Linked DNA regions of Homo sapiens: region 1 is linked to region 2. Evidence: chromatin loops called from intact Hi-C (ENCODE). Cell type or tissue: dorsolateral prefrontal cortex. All regions are shown on one strand. Each heading gives the region's core, and the rest is flanking DNA. Links, peaks and the distances in the headings are about the cores only.

Region 1 (15,646 bases), core at 3,555-8,554, 570 kb before region 2:
ATTTTAATGATAAAAGTGACTATTAACAAAGTGAAATTTCAAGCCATAATATTGGAAGAATATATTTACATTGAAATGACTTCCAAAAGAATGCTTAAAAATCAATAATAAGAAAAAAACAAGAAAAAAATGGACAAAGACTTACATTTTTGATAGATGTATAAATTGATACAATCATTTTGGAGATAATTTTAGCAATGCCTAGTAAAGTTGGAGGATGCATACTTTACGACCCAGAAATTCCATTTCAAGGAATGGACTTAAAGAAATTTGTGCATATTCACAAGGAGATACGCACAAGATTGGTCAGTAAAGCACCCTTTGAATGTTTACAACAAAAGTAGTCTACCTGGAGTGGATCAACTGAGATTTATGATGAAGCTCAGTGTAGAAGCTAATATGAATCAGCCAGGTCTACATGTATCATTATGATAAATATGAAAATATTAATATTTGGTGAAAAAGGCGAATCGCATAAATATAGGTATAGTAAACAAAATAGGATTTGAATGATAGCATGAAAAATCAGGATATTTAGAGTTAAGAGGAAAGGAAAAAGATGGGAGGAGGAGTGAACTTTAGCTGAATGTTTTATGTCTTTAAAAGTGATGGCTCTTAAGCAAAACTGACAAGTTTAACATCTTAAATTTCTGTGGTCTGTACATTGGCATCTCTTATTCCGTAAGTTCAAAATATTTTATAATACACATTTTAATATTAAAAAATAGAGCTTAGCATACCACCCAGCATGTAATTACTGAAAAATGTTTGTTATTAATATGCTGAAACTCAGCTGCAACATTCTTATCTTGGCAATGATTCTTTCTCCTGGCTTTGTTCTTTCATCAATATGGGTGATGCCTTATTCTATTTAAATGAGTTTTTAAAACCTTTCTATCTCGGACTGTGCCCACAGCTTGTTTACCATAATCTCAAGGGTAGAACCGGCAATACCTGAGAACCAGATCTTAGAGGAAGGTGCAGTTTTTCCTTTTGTTGTCTGTTTTGAAGTGTAATAGCGATGAAAAACGTTTTCCAATCAACAAGCTGTTTCTGAAGAGTAATCTCCTGAATATTGAAACTATTAATAAAAACAAAGTATTAACATTAGGAAAATAAAGACTCACTGGAGTTCAGTGAGTTAATTTTAGAGATTATAGCATACAAAGGTTGTAGATCTCTCATACATATATAATACAACAGTCTCAATATTTCTTTACTGGAAATATTTTTGTAGGAAAATATGCCAGAGGTCTAGTCAATTGAGAACTCTTTATAATCACTTTCATAATGATGAGAGAGAGAGAGAGCTTATCACATGTTTTCCAGAACTCACCCACTGAGTAAAATTTAAGGAATTTGTATCTCAGTGAAAACCTTTATATTTTCTATCATGTGCTTTTCTCCGATTACTCCTGAAACCCCATCTCCTCCATATTTCCTTCCAAAATGGTTTCAGGAGTATTCAAATTGTCCATGTGGCAACTGACAGCATTACCGAATCCCCACAAGATGAAGGCTGAACATCTTCTGTTTCTGATCACAACCGGAATTCTACTGTGGCTCCTGTGACTATCTTAAAGAGTGCTAGAGGTAGAATTTTTTTTTTCCCCCATAGGGCAATAGTTCCCTTTTCCCCTTGCCTTAGGCCAAGTGAGATAGAGAAGGCTTCTCTGCTAGTGTTCCTCCTAACTGGGGCCTCTAACATTTTTCAACCTTTATGTGGTTTCCATGCCCCCTCCCTTTTAGCCTTTATTTTAAAAGTGATGTAACTTTCCTTCTTTTCCTCCATATAAATGTTCTCTCTGGGGATAGTTACTGTGTTCTCATAAATGTTTTCCTCTTTAGAATGTGTTTAAGAACTCACCAAGCAAAATAAGGCTGTATTGCTCTTGCTGTGCACACATGATATCCAATGCTCATGGCAATTTCTTTCAGAACCTACATGTTCTATTTGTGGTGAAGTTTATTCTGAAGCTAATTACTCTTACAGTGTAGCACATCTAAGAATGATTTTAAAATGATTTTGATAAATATTTTGTGAGTGACATTGAATGAACATATCAAGCACAGAAAATTAGAGGAACGACATAGCAATGATGTCCTTGTTGAATGCATCTCACTATCATATTTATTAAAGTGCTCAAGGGGAATAAAAAATATGAGGACCTATTATGAAAATTTTAGAGAAAACAGTAGGAAGAAATAGTAAAGCTTTCTCAGGTTTGAAGGCTGCTTGTTATAGTAGAGAGAGAATCTTTTGATCATATGCAGAAGCTCTCATTCTGTTATTCATGTAGCTTGGACAACTTTCTTAAAACTTTAGACCTTCCGTTTTTTTCATGTGTGGTGATAATACAGTTTCATCATATTTATGGAAGTTTTAAATAAGATGACTCATATACAGCACCCAGCACAGTGCCTGGAATGCAGTGGGGTTCGTTAAGTGGTAGTATTACGGCATTCTGCAAAGCAGTAGCACAGACTTTCCTTTGGAATTTATCATTTATATTCCTAGTAAAATTGCTTCTATACTCAAAAGTCTTCAGAAAAAGTACACTTGAGAGTTTTAATTGTATTTACTCAAGCTGCACTCATCCAGCTTGAAATCTTGGAGATATATTTGACTCTTTATAGTCCCCATTAATTTTCTGCTGCCTCTTTCTTCTTCACCTCTTCAGTTGAGGGGACCAGAACTTCCACCATGGGCTCAGTGCCCCATTCCTAACCAGTCAGAAGTAAAGCAGGTTGATGTTATTATAAAGGCTTGATTCCTTCTTATCTGTTAGGGTTTAGAATTATTGCTCTCTGGCATAATTGGCTTAGACTCAATTTTGCCCCAGAAATAAAGTGCCTAGTGCAGTGCCTAGATTTTTAAAAAATGTAGCTGTTTTTATTGTTATTTACAGTTGACTCAGGCTTTGGGGCACCTAGAGAAATCTCTGAGTTGAAGAGTGTAGTAATTTAGAATAAGTAATATGTAATCTTGTAGACCTGAATTTAAATCCTGTGTCCACCATTCACCAACTGTGATCTTGGTCGGGTTACTTAATTACTCTTTGTGTTTTTTTCCCCTTACCTATAAAATAGGGTCAAGAATGCTCCCCTCATGAGATTGGTTGTCTATCTATCCATTTATTCATTGAATCTAATTTTTATTTATGTAGTACCCACCAAATGGCAAACGCTGTGCTAATATCACGCCAACTAAGGCAAACAGAAAAGCAGCACCAAGATCACAGTTAGTGAATGATCTTGGTCAGGTTGCTCTTTGTTTTTTTCCCTTATCTATAAAATAGGGACAAGAATGCAATCATACTTATTGGCCAGATTAATATTCATTAAGGACGATTCACAGAGACAGTGGAGTAGTACTTGCTAGTTGCCCAGATGCATTCTGTGGGAATACACAGAGATTTAGCATGACTGGACTTCAGCTTTGGGAGAGGAACTCCCACATTTGGGCTGTGGGGCTTTTGAGTTGCATAATATAGGAGATTCCAGCCCCTACCCTGGAATAATTAGGGGTTAGGATATAATAGCAATATGTCATGGCAGAAATAGCTATAACCCTGTCACTTCAGTGCTCGTGGTTGTGGATTTGCAGGAGTTGAGGACTTGATAATAACATCAGTCTGCCCTAGACAGGTTGACAATGGGTCACTGAACCTTGCAGTCAACAGCTGGAGAAGGGAGAGACAGTAGAATATAAATGGGGCTGAGAAGAACATGTTTTTTGTGAATAATACTTTTATCTAAGGTGGTAAAGGGCTGGAGTCAAAGTCTTGTAATTGAAGCTGTATGGCAGCAAAGCAAACTAGAGGCAGGACTTGCTACATCAGCATTCAAGATTGAGAATGTACTAACATTATAGCTGCAGGGGTAACTGTGGCCCAGGCTGTGCAGCTGACCATGATTGACTGCATTAAAAATGGGCTAAAAGCAGCTTTCAGTGAAATTTGCAGAAGGCCAATCCTTTCCAGGATGCCAATCTACTGAGGATTAGTTTTGGATAAATTAATCCTTGTCTCTTAGCTAAGCAATGGAGACATATTGGTGAGCCAAAGTAGACATTGTTAATCCTCACATGGAACAGTGTTCAAAAGGTAAGATAGACTGGTTAAATTGTCATACAAAAAGCAACATTTTAACCATGACAAGCACTATGAAAGAGAGATACATAGCACTATGAGACATGTTTTTAAAAGCTTGATGTAGTATAACAGGGATCCCCAACTCCTGGGCCAGGAACTGGGCTGCACAGCAGGAGCTGAGTGGTGGACGAGCTGGCAAAGCTTCATCTGTATTTACAGCCGCTCCCATCACTTGCATTACCACCTGAGTTCCACCTCCTTTGAGATCAGCAGCAGCATTAGATTCTTACAGGAGCATGAGCCCTATTGTGAACTGCACATGTGAGGGACCTAGGTTGCATGCTCCTTATGAGAGTCTAATAGTTGATGATCTGTCACTGTCTCCCATCACCTCCAGTTGGGACCATCTAGTTGCAGGAAAACAAGCCCAGGGCCTCCACTGATTCTACTTATGGTGAGTTGTATAATTAATTCATTATGTATTACAATGTAATAATAGTAGAAATAAAGTGCACAATAAATGTAATGTGCTTGAATCATCATAAAACTATCTCCCCCGACTCCCTGGTCCCTGGAAAAGTTGTCTTCCACAAAATTGGTCCCTGGTGCCAAAAAGCTTGGGGACCACTATATATAGGACACCTAGAGAATGCATCCTTAAGTGATAATTGAACTAAGATGTGAAGGATGTATAAGAGCTAAATTTCTGTGAAAATTAAATGAGATAATATATAAAAAAGCATGTAGCACATAGTAACCCTCAGTGAATGAAGACTGATTTTCTTATACCTATTCTCTTTTGACATCAAGGTAGTTTTCGCTGGGAGTTTGTGCTATATAAATAAAGGTGAAGGAATGCAGGTGAATTACTAACAGACACTAATTTAAGAGAGCATATCTTGAGGTTGATTACCAGGAGAGGGGAAATGAGAAACACAGAATGTGAATCAACAAATAGGAGAGGCAAATAATGTGAGATCAGTTCAAGGTCAAACTAGTAAGAAAAAAACAGATGAAATGAAGAAGTTGGGAAAAAGACAAGTATTGGCTGGATTAATGCCCTGGGAGTAACTACTGATACCCCCTTTAAAGTCTCAGAGCCAAGTTCACAGATAAAGTAGCTTTTAAAGGTATCAGGGTTGTTTGAATCTGAGATGAATCAGACCCTCTTTATCCTTCAGGCACTCATAGTTTAGTGTGGGTAACATTTTTCTGCATAAACTACCTAAAATGCAAAACAGAGCAAGAAATGTTATCAAATAGGCATGGGCAATGTGCTAAGCAAACCAATTAATTCTGATGAGGAGGCTTTCCAGAGGTGGTAAAATTTCAAGATATTCCATGAAACAGGGAAACTCCTCTTTCATTTGTGTATGTTATCCACTTTAAATACAGCTAGGTTCATTTGTTTCTATTTGTAATTAATTTTAGGAGTGTCTTCATCTTGTTGATTTTATATCCCATCTCTGCTAATTTACATGGAAACTATTGAAACTTCTGAAGATGGGAGTGATTATCTGAGCTGCAGTTTGGCACCTGAGAGATGGACCGAAGAGAAAGGTTGGAGGGAGAGAGCCATCTAAACATACTAAGGCTTGCATTTTTATTTGTATTTAAAATTGCCCTAGTTGATTAAGAAGCTGAGTGGAGGAAAGCATGCTTCCTGACACGGAACAGAAGTTACCATATGATAACAGTCCACTAGATGTCACTAAAAGCTCAAGGATTGGTGCTTTATGTTTCCTTTCTTGAACCTGCCCCTTGGAACTTGAACTCTAGGGTCTGTGGATTTAGGCTAGGTGCTGCTTATGCTTTTAACTGGAAATCCCCATATAATCAGGTACTGCAAGTTATGTACAGTTGAAAAGACCAGAAGTATATCCAAGTATATATAAGCATTCAAATTGGTGGGAAAAGTAATTCAATAACTGATGCTGATTTAATTGGCTAACCACTTTGGAAAAAAGTCCTAATGATTTTGATCATTATACACCAAAATGAGTTCTAGGTGGATTAACTTTTTTTAGGTAGGATTTTAACTTTTTTTTTTAAGTGTGGTAAAATACATATGACAAAATTTACCATCTTAGCCATTTTTAAGTGTACAAGTTTAGTGGCATTAAGTACATTCACATGGTTATGCTGCCATCACCACCATCCATCCATAGAACTCTTTTCAACTTGCAAAATTGTGGATTAATTTTTTTTTTTTAATTGAGATGGAGTTTCGCTCTGTCACCCAGGCTGGAGTGCAGTGGTGTGATCTCGGCTCACTGCAACCTCCGCCTCCCGGGTTCAACCAATTCTCCTGCCTCAGTCTCCTGAGTAGCTGGGATTATAGGCATGTGCCACCACACCTGGCTAATTTTTGTATTTTTAGCAGGGACGGGGTTTATCATGTTGGTCAGGCTGGTGATCCGCCTGCCTCGGCCTCCCAAAGTGCTGGAGATTACAGGAGTGAGCCACTGTGCTCAGCCAGATTAACTTTTTAAATGTAAAAATAGAAACAACAAAAAGTTTAGAAGAAGATCTATTTGTGTTTTTATATAATTGAGTTTTGGAAAATTTTTCTAAGCCCAACAGTAAAGGAGGTATCAAAAGTTATATATTGATAAATTTTATTACCTAAAGATTAAAATTTTGTTTACATCTAAATGCCTCAAAGTTTATTCATTTATTATATATATGAATAATTTATCATATATTCATTATGATGTGGTTATAGGACTTGCTGGTTTTCAGCTATGGAGCTGCTGTCAGTTCCTAGGGACCTCCCACAATTCCTTGCCATGTGCTCCTCTCACATGTCCTTTTACAATATGGCAGTTTATTTCTTTTATGCCATAGCATAAAAGCTCAGATCTCTCTTTTATGATATCAATCTAAGTAGCTCAGTTCTCACCCTAAAGTTTTAGGAAAAATTAATAAATAAGGAGTATTCACTCTCTAATAAGCATGCATATTATAGAAAAATATGTAATGAGAAGCAGAAATACATTAAAAATTAGTGTATAGATTACTTAACAAAGATAAAGCCCACACAACATCTAGTTTCATCCAATATGTTAATACCTTTTTATAACTCCCTCTTTGTACTTCCTCCATGGAAAAGATACATGGGTAGGACATGAGGACATCCTGGATATTTGGTATGGCGTTCTTTGCTGGGTACTGACTATTTTTAATTATTTTGACCATTAGCTTCCTTACAGTTAGCATATTATCACTTAACTTGACAGTTGTTTTGAATTAAGAAATCTCACAATCAATCTTGAATTGGAACTGATATGTGTGCTTTTAAAAACAAAATCTATAGTGTTGTTTGGTATCAAATCCAGAGTTAAGCTCAGCTTTGTCAGAATGTTGGGGCATACTTCCTTCACAATGGCTGCTTTCTAGTGGCAGTTGTCAGGGTATAACTTGAGGTTAAACCATTCTCAGTGTTCCATTCCCTGGTTTAATCATGCCCTTACCTGAATCCTTCAACTACCTCACAGGCAGCAATTCATTGACTCCTATCTGGTATGAGATTGTAAACTGAAAGATGTCCTGATTTCCCCGTTACAAGATGATATTGTCTTCTGTTTTATCCATCAGCTATCTTTATCAGTAACACCAGAAAATTATATATAATATGATTTTATCTCTAGTCTCAAATTTGTGCTGATGAACTTAATCATCATAATGTTCTTATTTTCATTTGTGTTTTGTCTTATTATGTGGCCACAAATACATAGACAGTGTATGTGGTTTTAGCCTTCCATTGTATCTGGAAATTTAATTGTTATAAGCCTTTTCTTGTAGACCTTATTCTGTATTTGTATGAGATTCTAAACCTTCTACAGTGGCTACAATTTTGTTGGTCCCTATCAAAATCAGAGATCTGGGAAAACAAACCATAATGTTTATATTTTCCATTAGGGGAAACGTTCTTGGGAAAGTAATCACTCTGGGTATTTAGACAGCCTGGAAATGCAGTTCCACTTTTCAGATGCTTACTGGTTTCCACGAAAATGTTCATTCCATGAAAATGTTCCGTTGAGGCGGAATGAAGGGGCTCGTGACAGGGAACCACTGTGTGCTTGGCGTTGTCCTCAGCCTTCTGTTCACTCATTTAGTATAGACCAGTATATACTACTGGCTGAGCATGGTTCTGAAGGGTAGAAATGCAAATATGAGACACTAATTATGATCTCTATCTTTGAGGATTTATTTCTCAGCCTTGTGAGGAAGAAAAACACTAACTAGAAATTGCAATCCAACTCACATATGAGTACAAATGAAAACACTTCATCCTGGAAGCAGAAAATACGCTTCTGCTTTGGAATAGAAGCAAAATTGAAGACTAGAAGTGAACCTGAAAAGAAGGCAGAAGTGAAGTAGGATCTGCATAAACTGTTACATGTTTTCTCTTTTATGTCCAGTTAAATATTTTTGACAGTAGAACTGCAAAAATACTTAACATTGAATTGAAGAATTTCTTTGTAGAAGTGTTGAAGAAACACCATTTCTCTGATTTAAGGAAGTCATAAATATATTTGAATGTTTGATATTCTAAAATTGTTTAGTAATATTAGTTTTCACTAAATGGATTTTATGACCTCAGTCATAACACTGCTTTATTTACTTTTATTATTTCCAGTGGAGTAAACACTCCACATATAACTAATATATTTGGAATAACTCCTCTGTCCTTCATTTGTTTTAGGAAGGATTAGAACAAAGCTAGATTTAGGATCCTCGCGGGAGGGGTGTGCTTTACTGAAACACTCATTTGATTTTATAAATGTTTCTAGATATCCAGGAGAGATGGAATTAACCAGTCCTCAGCTCCTTAAGGATGTAAGTGCTGGCTAACCAGAACAATAACTATCAAATTAAAAATAGCGGTGAAGCGGTACTCAATCTAGGGCTAATCCAGTACTATGGCAACAAGCACTATTCTTGGCCCTAGTGAGGGACAGGTACTGCTCCTCCTAATCATTTTGGGTTGCTCTTTCCCCAGTCTCAGATAGCTTCCTCACACATTTGCATGAATCAATACTTGGCTAAATATTCTAGGTGGACTCTCTGGAGATGTCTGGAGTTTTTTCTTAGTGCAGCCTCTTTTCTCTGTTACTCTGGCCTGCAAATGGTAGCACCTTTTTTCCCTTCTGAACTGTTGTCTTTCTATCTTCAACTAAGGTTATCAGCCAAGCTCTGCCTGAGTTCTTCCTCCCTGATTTCCATAAAAATGGATATTTTAATGGAAAAATATAATTCATAGAAATTGACTCAAGGATAAGTAGGATATATAAATAGGGTAATAACCATGTAAGCAATTTTAAATCTGTGAAAGAATTCTCTGAAAGCATGCTTACTTTGGTTAGATTGCAAATAAGTAAAATAAAATAATTTCCCTGTTATATAAATCACTGAAGTATATTTTAAAAGATAGACAATATTTAAGTTCATTTTACAAGCCAGTGTAAACTTGCTATCAAAATCTGGCAGATATGAAAACATGAAAATTATAAACACTTTTTACCCATGAATATAGGTAAGAAAATATTCTAAATAATAGTAAGAGTTGGATCACACAAAGTATTGAAGAATATCATGAACAAATAGGAATGTGGTTTTGTAAAACTTATTAATAATTTATATCGGTAGACCAAAAAAAAGTCACATGAGCATCTCCATAGACGCCCATGAAATATTAATAAAAATTCAATATCCGCTTTTGATACAAACTCTTGGTAAACCAAATGTAGAACATGGCAAAATGTATCAATCTCAAGGTATCAGCTGACAGAAATTTTAATAGTAAGAAGGAATCTGAAGTAAGAAATGAGAAATTTATGATTGATCTAGAATGTCAGAAAATGAAAAAAAGCAAGTTACAAAGGGAAGTAAAGGAATAAATAATATTAAAATATAATTATTTGCTGACAACATGATTATTTACATTTAACTTTTTAAAATGAGGAAGGACCTATGCTTTCAATGTCAAGAATGAAAGTATTTTTGCCCCCCACCCCAATTTTTAAAAAGAAAACTATAATGTATCAGTTTCCTAGTTTCTTCCCATCTCCCTTTGGCAGTTTTGAATGAAATCATTGGGATTTTAAACTTTTACAATTTATGTTATAGATGCTCTGCCAAAAATAGTGACAAATTACATTCAATTCCATTTGGATATTTTAAAATTACATAGATTAAATTTTGTTTTCAATACTTACTACCAATTTTTTTTTAATACCATCTTCCCTTTTATTAAGTTAAAATGTTAACAATTGATTTTGTGGTTGGCTGAAATAGAACCAGTAATAACTTTTAAGAATGGAAATGTGGTTGGTAGATTTTCTGAGTTCTTATATGGTTGGTAATATCTTTCAGCAGATTTTCTAATGAATGTGTGCTTGATCAAATAGAAAACGTTCCTACTGTATGTCTGTCGTTTTTAAGATTCTTTAGCCAATGCTAAACTGGCATTTTTTGTTATGGTGCAGAAATCTGAGGCCAGCAGGACACTATTTTTCCTTTCACCTTTTCTTTCTAGTGAGAATTTATTTTTTTAATCCTTAACATTCACAACTTTTATGAAGCTATGCCCTCTTAAAAAATTATATTTGCTTTTAGTTGAAGTTAGACATTTCATCCCCCAAATTCAAGCAGTCTTTTAGTTTCAGGCATGTTTGTCTTTTATTTCATTGATTTTGCTTTTCTTCTGTTGGTTTCTCTTTTGGGGATGGTCTTTACATGCATATTCCATGTTCTTGATTTGTCCTCCATGTTGCTAACATTTTCTCTCCTCAGTTAAGTCTATATTGGGTGATACTGAGTTATTTCTCTTGAGGTTTAGTTTTTCATTAAAATGTATCTATATCTAGTTCATTATCTCAATTTTTTCTCCTGACAAATCTTCTGTTTGCTGACTCCATTAAAATAATTCAGCAACTATGCTTTTCAAGTCTTGAAAAAATATTTCCTGATCTCATATTGTGCTTTTTTCATAATTTTCTATTTTAGTTTCATAAATCGTAATGTCCCCCCCCAATCTTTTTGAATGTGTGAATTATAGATTTTTCGATGATTTTTTCTTTCTAGGAAACAAGTCAGTTTACTTGGGGTGGCAGAGGGTGAAACATTGCTGGGATTTGTCAGCTTGATCCCTCTTTTTCAGTGCTGAGCATTTTTACAGTCCAATTATCTTTTTTATTTTTCATTATGTCTACGGAGGAGTGTCTCTGTTATATCAGTAGGAAATCAAGGTGGCTTTTTCAGAGACTGTGTTGGTTCCTTTCAAATATTTGAAACACTGACAGAAGGAGACATTTTAGATTTCCTCAAAGTTTACATTGCCATTTTAGAAATCTAGAAGCCTATAAGGAAAATTAAAACTGTAGAACTAAGAGCAGCCAACACAGAGAGCATTCTCTTGGTGTTCTAAAGCTAGGATTCCACAATTATTATGACAATTCAAGTTAGAGAGGTGTGTGTCCTCATCTTTCCTCCTTTTCTTGCTCCTTCTCCACTGTCGTCTTCATCCTAGTAGTAGTATTTATTTTGTCATAGTTTTCTATTTAATGTTTATTGAAAAATGTATCATACCTGCATAAAAGAGCATAAAATTATTTATACACTTTACAGTAAAGCTGTAAAGTGAACACATGTGTAATCACTAACTAGATCAAGATAGCACACAAGGAGTCCTTCATTGCCTCTCCCCAAATGTAACTCCTCTCCCTCCTGGAAGTAACCACTTTCCTGACTTTTGTAAAATCATGTTCTTGTTTTTCTTTATATTTTAATAACCTAGTTATATTCTTAAGTAATATGATATAGTTTTGCTGAATTTTATAATTTTATGTGAAAGGAATTATATATGCTTTTTTGCCTTTTCTTTACATTAGTACTTTATTTGGGATATTTATTTTTTTGAATGAGGTTATAATTTGTTAATTTTTGTTGCTATCTGGTATTCCATTGCATGACTATAACACAATTTATTCTTCCATTTTATGGTTGTACATGTCAGCATCACTTCTAGTTTGGGACAGTTATAAACAATGCCACTCTCAACATCCTTGTATTTCTGTACCTAGAGTGATTGCTAAGCAATGCCAAACTGCTTTCCAAATGTGATAATTTCAATATATCATTCACCTAGCTGTAAATATCTATTGTTTCACCCCCTTTCCAACCCTCGATATCATCACATATTCACTTACCAATCCATTTAGTGGATGTTCAGCTCAGTGTCAAAGCAATCCCCAGGCTGTGTGAGTAGGTGAGGCAGTTTATGTCTGTCTTGCTCTTACCCTGAGAGCACAGCTCTTTGGATTCCCAGCTCTATGAGAGGAAGGTCTCCTTTTAGAATCCTCATCAATGTGTACCGTGGATTTGGTCTTCTGTCTTCCGAGCCACAACAAGCCTTGGAAACTACTGTTAAAGTTCAGAGGACTTGGCAAATGCTGTCCTATCAAAAGTTCCTTCGCTTACATATTGACCTGATAACTCCTTACTATTTTGGCATATCTTTGATGCATTTAACATTTTTTTGTTATGTCTTTTGTTCAGTTTTTCGAGTTTTTATGAAATGTCTCCAGAGCAGATTGGGTGGGTCCAAATATTAAGTCCACACTTTTTGGACAATGTAATTTCCCGTAAGTTAATTGATTGATTGATTGATTGATTGGTGTATAAGCATCCCCCTTTCTCTGCAATCTCACCAGCATCTGTTATTTTTTGACTTTTAAAAAAATTTAGTTCAATAGTTTTTGGGGGAGCAGGTGGTTTCTGGTTACATAGATGAGTTCTTTAGTGATTTTTGAGATTTTGGTGTACCTGTCACACAAGCAGGGTACACTGTACCCAATGTGTAGTCTTTTGTCACTCACCCCCATCCACCCTTCCCCCTGAGGCCCCAAAGTTCCTTATATTATTCTTATGCTTTTGTGTCCTCATAGCTTAGTCCCACTGATAAGTAAGAACGTACCACATTTTGTTTTCCATTTTTGAGTTATTTAGGTTGGTACAAAGATAATTGCGGTTTTTGCCTCAATTTCAATGGCAAAACCACAATTGCTTTTCACCAACCTAATACTTCACTTAGAATAATGGTCTCCAACTCCATCTAGGTTACTGCAAAAGCAGTTATACACACACACACACACACACACACACACACACACACACACAGATATACCACATTTTCTTCATTTATTTGATAGATGGACATTTAGGCTGGTTCCATATTTTTGCAATTGCAAATTTTGCTGCTATAAACATGCATGTGCATGTTTATATAATGTGTCTTTTTCATATAATGACTTCTTTTCCTCTGGGTAGATACCCAGTAGCGGGATTGCTGGATTGAATGGTAGTTCTACTTTTAGTTCTTTAAGGAATCTCCATACTGTTTTCCGCAGTGGTTGGTTATACTACTTTACATTCCCACCAGCAGTGTAAAAGTGTTCCGTTTTCACCACATCCATGCCAACATCTATTTTTTTTTTTAATTATGGCCATTTTTGCAGGTGTAATGTTGTATCTCACTGTGGTTTTAATTTGCATTTCTCTGCAAATTCGTGATGTTGAGCATTTTTTCATATGTTTGTTGGCCATTTGTATATCTCCTTTTGAGAATTGTCTATTCATATTCTTTGACCACTTTTTGAGATTGTTGTTTTTCTTGCTGATTTGTTTGAGTTCCTTGTAGATTCTGGATATTAATCCTTTGTCAGATGCATAGTTTGTGAAGATTTTCTCCCACTCTGTGGGTTGTCTGTTCACTCTACTGATTATCTATTTTTCTGTGCAGAAGCTTTTTAGTTTAATTAGGTCCCATGTATTTATTTTTGTTTTGTTACATTTACTTTTGGGTTCTTGGCCATATCTCTTTGCCTAAGCCAATGTACAGAGAGTTTTTCCCATGCTATCTTCTAGAATTTTTATGGTTTCAGGTCTTAGATTTAGGTCTTTGATCCATCTTGAGTTGATTTTTATGTAAGCTGAGAGATGAGGATCCAGTTTCATTCTTCTACATGTGGCTTGCCAATTATCCCAATATCATTTGTTGAATTAGGTATCCTTTCCTCACTTAATGTTTTTTGTTTGCTTTGTTGAAGGTCAGTTAGCTATAAGTGTTTGACTTTATTTCCGGATTCTCTATTCTGTTCCATTGGTCTACATGCCTATTTTTTTAAATTTTTTTTTATTATACTTTAAGTTCTAGGGTACATGTGCACAACGTGCAGGTTTGTTACATATGTATATATGTGCCATTTTGGTGTGCTGCACCCATTAACTTGTCATTTACATTAGGTATATCTCCTAATGCTATCCCTCCCCCTTCCCCCCACCTCACGACAGGCCCTGGTGTGTGATGTTCCTTATCCTGTGTCCAAGTGTTTTCATTGTTCACTTTTACACTGTTGGTGGGACTGTAAACTAGTTCAACCATTGTGGAAGACAGTGTGGTGATTCCTTAAGGATCTAGAACTAGAAATACCATTTGACCCAGCCATCCCATTACTGGGTATATACCCAAAGGATTATAAATCATGCTATAAAGACACATGCACACGTATGTTTATTGTGGCACTATTCACAATAGCAAAGACTTGGAGCCAACCCAAATGTCCATCAATGATACATGCCTGTTTTTATACCAGTACCATGCTGTTTGGTTAACTATAGCCTTGTAGTTTCAAGTCGAGTAATGTGATGCCTCCAGATTTGTTCTTTTTGCTTAGTCTTGATTGACTAAGTGGGCTCTTTTTAGGTTCCATATGAATTTTAGGATTTTTTTTTCTAGTTCTGTGAAGAATGATGATGGTATTTGGATGGGAGTTGCATTGAATTGGTAGCTTGCTTTTGGCGATATGATCATTTTCACAATATTGATTCTACCCATCTATGAGCATGGGATGTACGTGTTACCATTTGTATAGTCAGTGATTTCTTTAATCAGTGTTTTGTAGTTTTTCTTATAGAGATCTGTCACCTCGTTTGTTAGGTATATTCCTAAGTATTTTATTTTATTTTTTTGCAGCCGTTGTAAAAGGGATTGAGTTCTTGATTTGATTCTCAGCTTGGTCGTTGTTGGTGGATAGCAGTGCTATCAATTTGTGTACATTGATTTTGTATTTTGAAACTTTACTGAATTCATTTATCAGGTCTAGGAGCTTTTTGCATGAGTCTTTAGGATTTTCTAGGTATATTATTATATCATCAGCAGACAGCGACAGTTTGACTTCCTCTTTACCAATTTGGATGCCCTTTCTTTCTTTCTCTTGTCTGATTGTTCTAGCTAGGACTTCCAGTATTATGTTGAATAGAAGTGGTGAAAGTGGGCATCCTTGTCTTGTTCCAGTTCTCAGAAGGAATGCTTTCAACTTTTCCTCATTCAGTGTAATCTTGGCTGTGGGTTTGTCATGGATGGCTTTGATTACATTAAGGTATGTCTCTTCTATGTTGATTTTGCTGAGGGTTTTAGTCATAAAGGGATGCTGGATTTTGTCAAATGCTTTTCCTGTGTCTATTAAGGTGATCATGTCATTTTTGTT
Region 2 (15,646 bases), core at 7,047-12,046:
GATCTAGGCCTTTGGTGGCCTGAAAATAGAAAATTTATTTCTAAGATGAACAATTTATTTTTATCTTAATAGTGTTGTTTATTCTGACCCAATACTCAGGGTTTCTTGGGACACTATAAACTTATAGTGCACCTGTGTCAGATGCAGCCCTCACCCAGTGCCCTCTAGTTCCGGTGCAGCTGCCGCAGGGCAGCCTGGACCAAAACTCTATTAAACTGACCCTTCGGCTGTGTCCTTTTCAGACAATGCTGAGCCAGGACCAGCTGCTGAATGACTCTCGCCTGCCTGCCCCCAACTCTGATGACTGGAGATGACTTTCTTCGTGGCTGAGAGCGTAGGGAGGCATGTGTGGGGGCCCCGGAGCCTTTGCTTCTGTGGGGAGCGGGCACACAGCCCCCTCTGCAAGCCCAGTCCGGGCTGGCAGGGTGTCTCAGACAGGCTGCTGACAGGCATGAAGCAGAGCTGTGGGACAGGTGTCCAGGGGTGGCCCCAGGGTCCATGTGTGTCTTCAACCATGCTGCGCTCTTCACCGCAGGCTTCATACCTTTTGTACTTTTATACGTGGACTGCAGACCACTTTGTGGGAGGGCAGTGACATATCAGCACACAGACTCGATGGCTCGTGATATTCCTGGTGACAGCCTGGAGGCTCTCACACTCGAGGGGAAGAGCTGTTAGTTCATAAAACCTGCTGGAAAAAAAGTTCCGAAAAACTGTTTTGAATGTTCTGTAGAGACTGTGTTTTGTGAAATGGTCACCAGGAGGTCCCTCCGGGGCTGCTTCACAGAACGTGCTTTTTCCATTCTTGGGACTGTGGCTGGGCAAGGCAGGTGTTTAGGGTATGAGCGGGTAAAGCAACGAGGCTCCTTACCCACAGCACTGCCTGACTCTATCTCCCGTCATCTGCAAGGGGTATCTGTGCGACTCCCAGCTTGGAGCAGAGGCGTCCCCAACACGTGCACACCCTGCCTTCTGCCTCCACCCAAGCTGACACACAGCCTCCTCCCAGGCCTTGCCCTTGGAGCAGCTCAGGCGTAATGTCTGATTAAATAGCTCCCCCAAGTGGAAGGCCCTTGAGCACCTCAAGCTCCGTGTTTCCACCCCAACTCACCAACTTCCCAAACATGTCTGTTTCCTCTCCACTCTTTAGTCCTTCCTCCCTCCAGGCGTCTGCTCAGGCCCTTCCCTCACTAGGGAATGCATTTTTCTCCTAGTCCCCTTCATGAGGGAAAATCCTGTCTCTCAAGGCACGGCAAAGAGACCATCTCTCAGGAAGCCTTCCCGCATGATCCAGTTACAGGTAGCTCTCCCACAGTGCCGTGTCTGCCCTTGAGCCAGAGCACAGCTCACCTTGAAGTTTCTTGTCGTCTTACCATACCCGTCCTCACCACAAACTTGGAGCACCTGCTCTGCACTGGCTCCTGTAGACAGTCCTCCAGTTGCCAAGGAGATCTGTGCTCCTAAGTTCCTCATCCACCCACTCCTTCGCATGTGTGTGTTAAGAACCTTCCATGCCAGGGCTAGAGATACAGGCATGAATGCCAAGGTCCCTGCCTAAAGGTGCTTACAGTGTAGTGGAGTACAGACCAGTTTCAAACAAGACTCTGCCAAAGGTTACAGATGCTCCAATATTAGTTTCTGCAGCCTAAAAGAGCATGTTGTCATTTTTTTTTTATTATACTTTAAGTTTTAGGGTACATGTGCACATTGTGCAGGTTAGTTACATATGTATACATGTGCCATGCTGGTGCACTGCACCCACTAACTCGTCATCTAGCATTAGGTATATCTCCAGGTGCTATCCCTCCCCCCTCCCCCCACCCCACAACAGTCCCCAGAGTGTGATATTCCCCTTCCTGTGTCCATGTGATCTCATTGTTCAATTCCCACCTATGAGTGAGAATATGCGGTGTTTGGTTTTTTGTTCTTGCGATAGTTTACTGAGAATGATGATTTCCAATTTCATCCATGTCCCTACAAAGGACATGAACTCATCATTTTTTATGGCTGCATAGTATTCCATGGTGTATATGTGCCACATTTTCTTAATCCAGTCTATCATTGATGGACATTTGGGTTGGTTCCAAGTCTTTGCTATTGTGAATAATGCTGCAATAAACATACGTGTGCATGTGTCTTTATAGCAGCATGATTTATAGTCCTTTGGGTATATACCCAGTAATGGGATGGCTGGGTCAAATGGTATTTCCAGTTCTAGATCCCTGAGGAATCGCCACACTGACTTCCACAATGGTTGAACTAGTTTACAGTCCCACCAACAGTGTAAAAGTGTTCCTATTTCTCCACATCCTCTCCAGCACCTGTTGTTTCCTGACTTTTTAATGATTGCCATTCTAACTGGTGTGAGATGGTATCTCATTGTGGTTTTGATTTGCATTTCTCTGATGGCCAGTGATGATGAGCATTTTTTCATGTGTTTTTTGGCTGCATAAATGTCTTCTTTTGAGAAGTGTCTGTTCATGTCCTTTGCCCACTTTTTGATGGGGTTGTTTTTTTCTTGTAAATTTGTTGGAGTTCATTGTAGATTCTGGATATTAGCCCTTTGTCAGATGAGTAGGTTGCGAAAATTTTCTCCCATTTTGTAGGTTGCCTGTTCACTCTGATGGTAGTTTCCTTTTGCTGTGCAGAAGCTCTTTAGTTTAATTAGATCCCATTTGTCAATTTTGTCTTTTGTTGCCATTGCTTTTGGTGTTTTAGACATGAAGTCCTTGCCCATGCCTATGTCCTGAATGGTAATGCCTAGGTTTTCTTCTAGGGTTTTTATGGTTTTAGGTCTAACCTTTAAGTCTTTAATCCATCTTGAATTGATTTTTGTATAAGGTGTAAGGAAGGGATCCAGTTTCAGCTTTCTACATATGGCTAGCCAGTTTTCCCAGCACCATTTATTAAATAGGGAATCCTTTCCCCATTGCTTGTTTTTCTCAGGTTTGTCAAAGATCAGATAGTTGTAGATATGTGGCGTTATTTCTGAGGGCTCTGTTGTTCTGTTCCATTGATCTATATCTCTGTTTTGGTACCAGTACCATGCTGTTTTGGTTACTGTAGCCTTGTAGTATAGTTTGAAGTCAGGTAGTGTGATGCCTCCAGCTTTGTTCTTTTGGCTTAGGATTGACTTGGCAATGTGGGCTCTTTTTTGGTTCCATATGAACTTTAAAGTAGTTTTTTCCAATTCTGTGAAGAAAGGCATTGGTAGCTTGATGGGGATGGCATTGAATCTGTAAATTACCTTGGGCAGTATGGCCATTTTGACGATATTGATTCTTCCTACCCATGAGCATGGAATGTTCTTCCATTTGTTTGTATCCTCTTTTATTTCCTTGAGCAGTGGTTTGTAGTTCTCCTTGAAGAGGTCCTTCACATCCCTTGTAAGTTGGATTCCTAGGTATTTTATTCTCTTTGAAGCAATTGTGAATGGGAATTCACTCATGATTTGGCTCTCTGTTTGTCTGTTGTTGGTATATAAGAATGCTTGTGATTTTTGTACATTGATTTTGTATCCTGAGACTTTGCTGAAGTTGCTTATCAGCTGAAGGAGATTTTGGGCTGAGACAATGGGGTTTTCTAGATATACAATCATGTCATCTGCAAACAGGGACAATTTGACTTCCTCTTTTCCTAATTGAATACCTTTTATTTCCTTCTCCTGCCTAATTGCCCTGGCCAGAACTTCCAACACTGTGTTGAATAGGAGTGGTGAGAGAGGGCATCCCTGTCTTGTGCCCGTTTTCAAAGGGAATGCTTCCAGTTTTTGCCCATTCAGTATGATATTGGCTGTGGGTTTGTCATAGATAGCTCTTATTATTTTGAAATACGTCCCATCAATACCTAATTTATTGAGAGTTTTTAGCATGAAGGGTTGTTGAATTTTGTCAAAGGCTTTTTCTGCATCTATTGAGATAATCGTGGTTTTTGTCCTTGGCTCTGTTTATATGCTGGATTACATTTATTGATTTGCGTCTATTAAACCAGCCTTGCATCCCAGGGATGAAGCCCACTTGATCATGGTGAATAAGCTTTTTGATGTGCTGCTGGATTCGTTTTGCCAGTATTTTATTGAGGATTTTTGCATCAATGTTCATCAAGGATATTGGTCTAAAATTCTCTTTTTTTGTTGTGTCTCTGCCAGGTTTTGGTATCAGAATGATGCTGGCCTCATAAAATGAGTTAGGGAGGATTCCCTCTTTTTCTATTGATTGGAATAGTTTCAGAAGGAATGGTACCAGTTCCTCCTTGTACCTCTGGTAGAATTCGGCTGTGAATCCATCTGGTCCTGGACTCTTTTTGGTTGGTAAGCTATTGATTATTGCCACAATTTCAGATCCTGTTATTGGTGCATTCAGAGATTCAACTTCTTCCTGGTTTAGTGTTGGGAGAGTGTATGTGTCGAGGAATTTATCCATTTCTTCTAGATTTTCTAGTTTATTTGCGTAGAGGTGTTTGTAGTATGCTCTGATGGTAGTTTGTATTTCTGTGGGATCGGTGGTGATATCCCCTGTATCATTTTTTATTGTGTCTATTTGATTCTTCTCTCTTTTTTTCTTTATTAGTTTTGCTAGCAGTCTATCAATTTTGTTAATCCTTTCAAAAAACCAGCTCCTGGATTCATTAATTTTTTGAAGGGTTTTTTGTGTCTCTATTTCCTTCAGTTCTGCTCTGATTTTAGTTATTTCTTGCCTTCTGCTAGCTTTTGAATATGTTTGCTCTTGCTTTTCTAGTTCTTTTAATTGTGATGTCAGGGTGTCAATTTTGGATCTTTCCTGCTTTCTCTTGTGGGCATTTAGTGCTATAAATTTCCCTCTACACACTGCTTTGAATGTGTCCCAGAGATTCTGGTATGTTGTGTCTCTGTTCTCGTTGGTTTCAAAGAACATCTTTATTTCTGCCTTCATTTCGTTATGTTCCAAGTAGTCATTCAGGAGCAGGTTGTTCAGTTTCCATGCAGTCGGGTGGTTTTGAGTGAGATTCTTAATCCTGAGTTCTAGTTTGATTGCACTGTGGTCTGAGAGATAGTTTGTTATAATTTCTGTTCTTTTACATTTGCTGAGGAGAGCTTTACTTCCAACTATGTGGTCAATTTTGGAATAGGTGTGGTGTGGTGCTGAAAAATATGTATATTCTCTTGATTTGGGGTGGAGAGTTCTGTAGATGTCTATTAGGTCCACTTGGTGCAGAGCTGAGTTCAATTCCTGCGTATCCTTTGTTGACTTTGTCTCGTTTATCTGTCTAATGTTGACAGTGGGGTGTTAAAGTCTCCCATTATTAATGCGTGGGAGTCTAAGTCTCTTTGTAGGTCACTCAGGACTTGCTTTATGAATCTGGGTGCTCCTGTATTGGGTGCATATATATTTAGGATAGTTAGCTCCTCTTGTTGAATTGATCCCTTTACCATTATGTAATGGCCTTCTTTGTCTCTTTTGATCTTTGTTGGTTTAAAGTCTGTTTTATCAGAGACTAGGGTTGCAACCCCTGCCTTTTTTTGTTTTCCATTTGCTTGGTAGATCTTCCTCCATCCTTTTATTTTGAGCCTATGTGTGTCTCTGCACGTGAGATGGGTTTCCTGAATACAGCACACTGATGGGTCTTGACTCTTTATCCAGTTTGCCAGTCTGTGTCTTTTAATTGGAGCATTTAGTCCATTTACATTTAAAGTTAATATTGTTATGTGTGAATTTGATCCTGTCATTATGATGTTAGCTGGTTATTTTGCTCGTTAGTTGATGCAGTTTCTTCCTAGTCTTGATGGTCTTTACATTGTGGCATGATTTTGCAGCGACTGGTACCGGTTGTTCCTTTCCATGTTTAGCACTTCCTTCAGGAGCTCTTTTAGGGCAGGCCTAGTGGTGACAAAATCTCTCAGCATTTGCTTGTCTGTAAAGTGTTTTATTTCTCCTTCACTTATGAAGCTTAGTTTGGCTGGATGTGAAATTCTGGGTTGAAAATTCTTTTCTTTAAGAATGTTGAATATTGGCCCCCACTCTCTTCTGGCTTGTAGGGTTTCTGCTGAGAGATCCGCTGTTAGTCTGATGGGCTTCCCTTTGAGGGTAACCCGACCTTTCTCTCTGGCTGCCCTTAACATTTTTTCCTTCGTTTCAACTTTGGTGAATCTGACAATTATGTGTCTTGGAGTTGCTCTTCTCGAGGAGTATCTTTCTGGCGTTCTCTGTATTTCCTGAATCTGAACGTTGGCCTGCCTTGCTAGATTGGGGAAGTTCTCCTGGATAATATCCTGCAGAGTGTTCTCCAACTTGGTTCCATTCTCCCCATCACATTCAGGTCCACCAATCAGACATAGATTTGGTCTTTTCACATAGTCCCATATTTCTTGGAGGCTTTGTTCATTTCTTTTTATTCTTTTTTCTCTAAACTTCCCTTCTCGCTTCATTTCTTTTATTTCATCTTCCATCACTGATACCCTTTCTTCCAGTTGATCGCATCGGCTCCTGAGGCTTCTGCATTCTTCACGTAGTTCTCAAGCCTTGGTTTTCAGCTCCATCAGCTCCTTTAAGCACTTCTCTGTATTGGTTATTCTAGTTATACATTCTTCTAAATTTTTTTCAAAGTTTTCAACTTCTTTGCCTTTGGTTTGAATGTCCTCCCGTAGCTCAGAGTAATTTGATCGTCTGAAGCCTTCTTCTCTCAGCTCGTCAAAGTCATTCTCCATCCAGCTTTGTTCTGTTGTTGGTGAGGAGCTGCATTCCTTTGGAGGAGGAGAGGCGCTCTGCTTTTTAGAGTTTCCAGTTTTTCTGTTCTGTTTTTTCCCCATCTTTGTGGTTTTATCTACTTTTGGTCTTTGATGATGGTGATGTACAGATGGGTTTTTGGTGTGGATGTCCTTTCTGTTTGTTAGTTTTCCTTCTAACAGACAGGACCCTCAGCTGCAGGTCTGTTGGAATACCCTGCTGTGTGAGGTGTCGGTGTGCCCCTGCTGGGGGGTGCCTCCCAGTTAGGCTGCTCAGGGGTCAGTGGTCAGGGACCCACTTGAGGAGGCAGTCTGCCCGTTCTCAGATCTGCAGCTGCGAGCTGGGAGAACCACTGCTCTCTTCAAAGCTGTCAGACAGGGACATTTAAGTCTGTAGAAGTTACTTCTGTCTTTTTGTTTGTCTGTTCCCTGCCCCCAGAGGTGGAGCCTACAGAGGCAGGCAGGCCTCCTTGAGCTGTGGTGGGCTCCACCCAGTTCGAGCTTCCCGGCTGCTTTGTTTACCTAAGCAAGCCTGGGTAATGGCGGGCGCCCCTCCCCCAGCCTCGCTGCTGCCTTGCAGTTTGATCTCAGACTGCTGTGCTAGCAATCAGCGAGACTCCCTGGGCGTATGACCCTCCCAGCCAGGTGCGGGATATAATCTCATGGTGCGCCGTTTTTTAAGCCCGTCGGAAAAGCGCAGTATTCTGGTGGGAGTGACCCGATTTTCCAGGTGCGTCCGTCACCCCTTTCTTTGACTCGGAAAGGGAACTCCCTGACCCCTTGTGCTTCCCAAGTGAGGCAATGCCTTGCCCTGCTTCGGCTCGCACACGGTGCGCGCACCCACTGACCTACACCCACTGTCTGGCACTCCCTAGTGAGATGAACCCGGTACCTCAGATGGAAATGCAGAAATCACCGTCTTCTGCGTCGCTCACGCTGGGAGCTGTAGACCGGAGCTGTTCCTATTCGGCCGTCTTGGCTCCTCCCTTGCATGTTGTCATTCTTAATGGGGGTTTGGGGAAGGAGTCTGAATAGGTTCCATGGAAGAGATGACACTTGAATTTGGAAACATGAATCATATTTTCCCAGGTATGCCGGAGAGGAAGGGCATTCCAGGTAGACAGACTTGAAACAGCCCAGTACAACCTAGGGATTGCCAAAAGTTGGTAGGCTAGAGCAGGGTTTCCTGGCCTCTGTGCTGCTGTCACTTTGGGCTGCGTAATACTCTGTGATGGAAATACTCTGTGATGGAGGCTCTCCTGTGGGTTTTAAGATGTTTAGCAGCATCCTTGGTCTCTACCCTCTAAATGCTAATAGAGGGTAGATGCACCCCTTCTGTAGCTGACAACCAACATGTCTTTGGACTTTGTTATCTGTTCCCTGAGCAGCAAAATCACCCTCAGTTGAGAACCAGTAGGTGAGAGAATGGGGTCGGAGTTGGGGGCCCAGGGAAAGAAAAATCTGATAAAGTCGGCAGGAGCAAACCAAGAAGGGCCTTGGGAGCCAGGCCCTGGAGTGTGTCCTGGAGAGATGGGGGTGGCCAGAGTGGGGTCTCCCTTGAAAGCAGTGAAGGATCCCCAAGGAGACAGTGAACAGGGGGATGGGTGAGGTTGGCTGTCCCTCCCCCCCACCCCGACAGACCCTCGTTTGGGTTTCATGATACAAAGGATTTAAGGCAGTTTCTGGAACCTGACTTTGAAAGTTGAGAAGTTTCTGTGTGTAACCACTCCTACCATGACCCCTAGTGCCATGGAGAGATTCTTGAGAGTTGATGTGACCCCACTTGGAGTTTTTTAGGAACTGCCCCGACACTTGCCAGTTGTGACCCCCATGGGCATGCAGAAGCCAACTCACAGGCCAGGCCACGGCCTCCTGACTGCCTAGCACGTCCCCCACAGAGCCACACTTCATGGGCTGTCTGCTTTGTACTTGAGTTTATTTCACAAAACCACGGAGAAAGATACTGAAATGGAGCTCTTTCCAGCCTCCAAGCAAGGAGGCCCCAGCAGCCAGTCTCCAGCCCCTTGAGCCCTTTTTGTTAGGCCCACACCCAAAAGAGGAGAACCAGTGTGTGCGCGAAGGTACATGGCAAGGCACTTTTGAAAACATCCCAGTTTACCGTGGTGAAATTGAACTTACTCTGAAACAGATGAAAAGGGACATGCAAAATTGCTGAGCACGTGGAGGTGTTAGTAGGTGAAAATCATGTCCTGGGTATAACCCAGCTTCTCCAGGTTAGGGTGAGCCGCCGTCTGGATTAGTGGTGGCGGGCCACACACCAGGATGAGCGTGGACTTCGCTGGAGGAGGAAGGTGCTCCTTGATCATGTCGGCAGTAACGAAGCCTGAGCTGTACTTCCAGCCTGAAATGAAGGAGATGCAGGAGCAAGCTGAGCGATGCCAGGTGGAGTTCCTGATCCCAGGCCGCCTGCACACCCACCCTCAGCCAGGGAGGAGGTGACAAGCTGCTCTACAAAGGCTTAGAAGTCTGTACTACTGCTCCCTGCAAAAAGCCTCAGAACTAGTAAACAGCCCTCTGCAGCAATCACCCCAGGTCCCAGGCTCACTGCAGGGACCCTGAAGCCCTGCTGCTGTCTGTCAGCTGTCAGCATTGACGAGGAAGGAGAACACAACGAGGTATACCGAGGTGTGTGAATCAGTACAGCCAGCTGGAGTTGTCCGGCAGGGTGTGGCCTGGTGTTAGTGGAACTGCGCAGAATTGCTCAGTAGGGTAGCGCCCTCTGCCGACCAGGGACCTGTATGACAAGCAGGTACAGCCGGGAGCAGTGTGAGAGGCGCGCCTGTGGGGTGCTCTGTGCACAGTGGTTGCTGGGATGCTGTCTGGGCTGCAGCAGCTGTCTGGGGGCTCAGCATGTCCAGGTGAGGTGGGCGGTAAGGGGTGTGGTGGCCGTAAGCAGAAGGGTGAGTGGTGAAGGGGTCAGTGCCCATATTAGATGTGTATGTGATGGCTGTGTGGAATGGGTGGGTGTTCACAGTGGACAGGGGCAGTGTCCCTTTTGATGTTCAGTGCAGCGTGAGGTGCTGCTGATGTATTAGACACCTGCTCTCGATTGCCCTTAAAAGCAGGCCATCCCAAATCCTTTCTCCCTCAATTTCTCACATTTCCCATCTGGAGCCAGAGCCCCAGGCTTAACCCCCACATCTGGTCCTACAAAACTAAAACAAAACAAAGAGACAGAGACCAGTCCTCAAAGTGGTCAAGGGTTGGTGCTGACCCATGGTGAGTGAGGGCAATGGATGTCGTACCAATGGGAGGCCTGTCCAGGGTGTACCACAGGTTGAACTGGTCTGGGTGAGTCCTGGCAATTTCTTCAAGCTCTTTTCTGACCAAGATATCCTCCTCTGTCTAGAAAAGAAGCAACACTGAAAAAGCCCCTCCAGGGCCATCCTCTTGTTCCCTGGACTGACTACACCGGTCAGCATACTCCTGGCCAAAGCTGCCACCACTCCAGCTGGAGTGCTCGCTGCCAACTCCCACGGCAAACAAGAGTTCTGCTGCTGCTCCTGAAGCTCAAACCCTTTGTTTTGTGGATGAAGTTCCTCCATGTGGATGAAGAACCTCCATGGGATGTAGGTTCCCATGGAGCTGCAGTGACCGCCTCCAACTAGAAGGACCTTAGCCAAGCGCTGGCCAGGATGGCTTCACTCGGAGCTCCAGCCCTGCCTCCTACATCTACACTGAGCTCTAGCACAGCAAACCTAACTGGAACAAGCTCAGTGCAGGCCCAGGATCTTCTGGAAGAAATGTAATGGGCTCAGAAAGTCCTGTGATAGAACAGCACTGGATATGTGAAGGAGAGGAAAACAGTCTGGAGCCCCATTTGGGGGAAAGGGAACCAAAGCCAAAAATAACCTGTCACAGCCTCAAAGATAACTGCACAGAAGACCTGGATCTTAAAACTCCTCATGATTCTCATCCCAGTCATTCCACTTCTGGGATTCTGTTTTAGAAAATAATCTAAAAGTAATCAAGCGTAGGCACAATTATTCATCACCATATTATTTAGAACTGAAAACAGCCTGAATGTGGAAGTTAGTAAATTATAGTGCAACTTGATAAAAACTATGATGAAAATATTTATAAAGCATCTTAAAGAGAAGAAAATGCCTGTTGTGGTAATGCTGAGTGAAAAAAAAAAAGCATATATAAATTACAAATATATAACATATATAGAAAAAAGATTTAAAAAGTAAGTAAATATTTATATTCTGTATTTTCTGAAGTGTCCACTGAGGACATCTGTGATTTTACACTTAGCAAAAATACAGCAGTACATCTTAAGGAAAAAAGGAATGCTTAGTGCTTAGGGCTGGCTGAGGAGACACAAAAGAGTTAAATACATGCAAAAAGCAGGCCTGGACTCAGCTTCTCCAGCTGCCAGCAGCCCTGTTGATCCCACTAAGCCCTCCCACAGATGCAGGCACCCAAGCAGCATGAGCTCAGTCAATGCAGGAGAAATGAAAACAAGAGCCCAGCTCAGCAAACATTCCATCCTACCACTGCAAGCTCAGCAGGAACTGACCTGGTTGGCAAAGATGAGGGACATCCTGGTCCTGTCACTGGGGTCCTTGGTGATGTGGCGAATGAGCTGCAACATGGGTGTGATGCCTGGAACACAGTGAGCGAGCAGCCAGCTTTCTCCCTGTCTCTGAAGCCCACAGTCCCTGACCTGCAGCAAGCTTCATACCTTCCCCCAGCCCAAGTTATCCTTTTCTCACTTCTGTCCCCAAAACTCAAAGCAGGAAACAGCCCTTCATTTTGGTTTTCCTTTCTAATGCAACAGTAAGTCAGGTAGTCTTTCTCATTTTCATATGGCAAGATGGAAAGAACACTCTAAGTTCTTCAGTGTCCTCATTCATCAAACAATGACGGGTAAATGTGATCGTTTTAAGAATGCCTATTACAGTGCCTGGCACATTGTATGTCTCCTTCAAAGACTGCTCTCTTTCTTCAGGCAGTCATTTTCAAGGGATGGGGAGAGTCAGGCTTGAACTGGATCTAGGAGCCCCTGGGACAGCATGGGTGGGCCTGCCCAGCTTGCCCCCAAGCCTGACCTGAAAGGTCCCCACAAGGCTCCTGAGCAGCCACCATATTGGTTAGGGGAAGCAGGGTACACAGGGTCAGTTTCAAGACCTGTCACTGGTTCATCGTTCCCACCTTCTACAGCTGGAGGCGAAATCTCTCATGTTGTCCCTTAGAGGATCAAATGACTCCCAAGTCAGAATGGGTCTCGGGGCTCACTCTCTGGATGGAGCCCCTAGAAGCCTCTTACCTGTGCCCCCAGCAATCATTCCCAGGTGATCGGCCAGTGTTTTTTTAGGCTCACTCGTCTGGTCTGGTCTGATTCCAAGATTCCCTGGAAACACAGAGAATGCTTATGACCTCTGCAGTTCTTGCCTAAAGAGACTGCAAAAGATCACTGACATTCCTTAGGACTCCCAGGAGGCACGTCCAGCTAAGGGACTGTCTGCACCATTTTAAGCTGGAGAAGCAGGCCAGGGCAGTCTCCTCAGCTAGCCCTGGTGCTCCAGTGCACAAAGTGGGAATAGAGCCTGGGCTTGGTCGGGGAATCGCCGGGCCTTCTGTTCTGAGGAAAAAGAGGGGCAAGCTGAAGTTAACACAGAGACTCAAAGAGCATTCTCACTCACGGAGGTGAACCAGTGAGTAAACAATGGCTATGTGAGTAACCAAGGAGCATGGACTCCCTCCATCCATTTTTCAGTATTAGCAGGCACCATTTATGTATCAGGCATTGTGCTGGAGATTTTGATACAATGACGAGGAAACACCAAGTCATTCCCCTACCTTACAAAAGCTGACAACCTCATGAAGTGGGTGTGTGAATGTGTAACAAGTGTGATCATTATGCATTGTGTGTGAATGAATGAAGACTAAGGACAACCCCATGTGACTCAAATCTGAGGAGTGTACGAGAACAATGGAACCATTGCAGGAATCTTCCTCCCAGCTGGGAGCCCAAGTATTAACCCCTCCAGTACCTGGCCCATGGTAAAACAAGCGTCCCCTTGGCCCTCGAAAAAAGATGGTCTCCCCGATTTTCATGTTCTCCAAATACTGAGTCATCTTCCCACCTTCAGGATATTGGGGGTGTACATTTTTGAAGTAGATCTGAAAAGCAAGGCAGCACTGCTTTCACATTCCCAGACACAATGCCACAGCCACGTACAACTAGAAAATGCATTTACTGCTGGAAGCTTTGCAGAGAAAGTGTTCTCCTCTCTGAATTGTTGTACGCAATCCCTGAAGATGAAGCTGCCACAAGGTTAACTGTAGCTTCACTGCTGGAAAGCCCTGCCTAGGGCATATGTGCCCTCAGAGAAAAAGCACTGCCCCTCCACCCCACCACCCTCAGTAGGCTTGGAAGCACGAGCTAGCCAGATATGGTGGGCACTATTTACCTTTATAATTAGGTCCACAAAGCCTCTGTCATCATCACTGGAGACAGGGGTGTAAGCCCTGACCACCAATTCATTATCGATTTTTGCCAAGAGCTGGACATAGTTACCTATAGAAAAGGCATCAAGCACTGAGTCAAAGCATATTTAGCTTAAATAAGGCCCAGGAATAAAGGACTGAGCTTCAGTGAAGGGAGCAAATACTGGGGGCACAATGTTAAGAGGGGTGGGAAGAAGAGAGCAGGGAAGGAACCCAAATATGGGATGCCCGGATCCTAGGCCTGCCCTGCCTCCCTGTGCTACCCTAGGCAAGTCACTTCACCTCTCTGGGTTTTGGTCTCTTCATCTGTAAAATGGGGGTGATATGTCTGCCCACCTGTGATCTTAGTGTAACTGCTTTTTGGAGCAGGAAAAGATCATTAAAGTTGGAGAGTGAGTATTAAAAATTACAGAAAGGGGTCAGACATGGTAGCTCACGCCTGTAATCCCAGCCCAGAGGCGGGTGGATTGCTTGAGCTCAGGAGTTCGAGACCAGCCTGGGCAAGATGGCGAAACCCCATCTCTACAAAAAAATACAAAAAATTAGCCAGGTGTGGTGGTGCACACCCACAGTCTCAGCTACTTGGGAGGCTGAGGTGGGAGCATCACCTGAGCCCAGGAGGTCGAGGCTGCAGTGAGCTGAGACTGTGCCACTGCATTCCAGCCTGGACGACAGAATGAGACCCTGTCTCAAAAAAAAAAAAAAAATTAGAAAGGAATATTTGTCTATTCAAGAAAAATATGTGGCCTTCACAAACTCCTTTCTTCCTAAACTGGATGTATCACTGAGATCTGTGAATAAATTACAACTACTCCATCTGTATCCTGGTACTAGGCACAGAGCAGGCCTGGGCTCACAGATACTACAGGGCCCTAGGATTTGGGTACCCATGGAGCAAATGAAACAACAATATCATGTCTTCCTGGCCTATGGCCTTGTGAGGAGTAGCAGTGAAGTTTTTAACCATGTAACTCTGCCCTTCCTGGGTAGAATTCAATAAACCAGGTGTGGCCAGAGACCTATGGATCATGACTACATCCCACTGTCAGATGACACACTGGGCAGCTACGACCTGTTGGATCCAAAATGTGAGACTCAAATTACTAAGGCAATTAGTGGCAGGGACAGGAGTGCAATCAAGAGATACTAAGAGCTAGAGGCAAGAGAAAGTTTTGTAACCCTAACCCTTGACTAACTTCCTGTATGTATGTAGTCAGTTTACTCCCTCAGTTTCTACTCGCTCAGAAACTGAGTGGACTACATACGGGAAATTAGTCGAGACAAGGAAGATGGAACAGAGAGATGGATAGAAACCAAGACCTAAGGTGCAGGGAGGAGGAGGAGGCAGGAGGAGAAAAAAGCAGGCAGAGTAGGCACTAGAGGGGCTGGTCCCTGAAGCTGATTCAAGGGGATGAGCCAAGTCTTTGAGGTGCCAACACTCTGGGCTCAGAACAGGCTCAATGACTCTGGTCATGGTCCCTCTGGGCACCAGGGATAGCCAGGAGTAAGTGAGACACCTAGCTTCCTTCTGAGAACCTGAAACTGGAAACCTGGAAAGGCTCTTTCATATGCAGCCACCTAGGCCTGGCCTGAGGGTGTCCCCAGGGCAAATGGGGCTCCCTGGCTGGTCCTTCAAGCCCCATCTCTAACTTGCTTCACTTCCACTGGGCTGGGACGAAGCAGCGAACTCTGAGGCCTCATATTAGACTCTCCCAGAGGCCTCTACATTACCTTGTCCCACTAACTTTGCACGGCCTAGGCCAAGGCTGAGGAGATAGTGGGTCAAGGCAGTTTCTAAGCAATTCTCTATCTCAAAGTTTTTCATTCTTTTAGGCTTCCTGCCAACAGGACCTGCCTGACAGGCCGAGCAGGGAGCTGAGAGACGGCACGCACAACACTGAGCTCTCGTGCATAGAGATGGAGTGAGGGAACAGCAAGGAGGCTCAGGGGCCCAGCGAGCTGGCTAGAGTGTAATCTCACCACCTGATAGAGCTGAGGTCAAGGTTTTGGCCTGTGCATATAAGACAAATAGGCCACGGAGTAGGATCCACCAGGCAGGCAAGCAGCACTAGCAGATTATACAAAGCTGCTCTGAATCCCTGATTCTAGCAGTTTTCTACTGCACTAAGACTGACTCAGCTATCTAGTGGTGTTACAGATTAGAAATGGGATAACTCAACTCTAGGACTCCTAGGGCTGGAATCTGCAACTCGTAGGGCTGGTCCCTCCTTATGTGGGTCTGAGGCCCCTGCAGAGAATCTAAGTGACCTTGGGGGCAGGGCACACCTGACTCATTCCTGCCTACCCGCACATTCTGGGCCTTTCCCCGACCACTGGTTCCTCCCATCCCTCCCAGGTGCACAATACTTTGTAGTTTCTGAATTTTCATATCCATCAGTCACTCTACTTTCACAACAACCCAAGTGAGGTAGACAGGCAGGCCTGGGAAATCCCATTTCATAGACTGAG

Evidence for each region. A loop is a pair of places that touch in the nucleus more often than their neighbours do. Peaks named below come from ENCODE experiments on the same cell type or tissue, not always from the same donor. Only the 100,000 strongest peaks of a DNase experiment are listed, where the experiment ranks them.
Region 1: a loop joins it to region 2, with 5 times the contacts of the local background. A loop is called at or near these places in 12 of 110 quality-filtered maps.

Annotation. Positions count from the first base shown.
Region 1 is chr11:7,092,628-7,108,273 of GRCh38, forward strand. No RefSeq gene overlaps it. Among named protein-coding and RNA genes, the nearest start is that of RBMXL2, 11 kb to the left of the region's middle. In dorsolateral prefrontal cortex, for the core only: CTCF peaks have their summits at 5,804 (motif pointing right) and 6,003; no DNase peak of the experiment used is centred there.
Region 2 is chr11:7,656,485-7,672,130 of GRCh38, forward strand. It overlaps CYB5R2 (cytochrome b5 reductase 2), which reads right to left. Exons shown (of 9, transcript NM_016229.5): 4 at 13,141-13,247; 5 at 12,721-12,850; 6 at 11,994-12,077; 7 at 11,244-11,329; 8 at 9,967-10,066; 9 at 8,620-9,062. The coding sequence ends at 8,890. It also overlaps a transcript of PPFIBP2 not described here. Among named protein-coding and RNA genes, the nearest start is that of CYB5R2, 9.2 kb to the right of the region's middle. In dorsolateral prefrontal cortex, for the core only: CTCF peaks have their summits at 9,442 (motif pointing left) and 9,655; DNase peaks (open chromatin) are centred at 9,427 and 11,209; H3K27ac peaks cover 3,083 bases.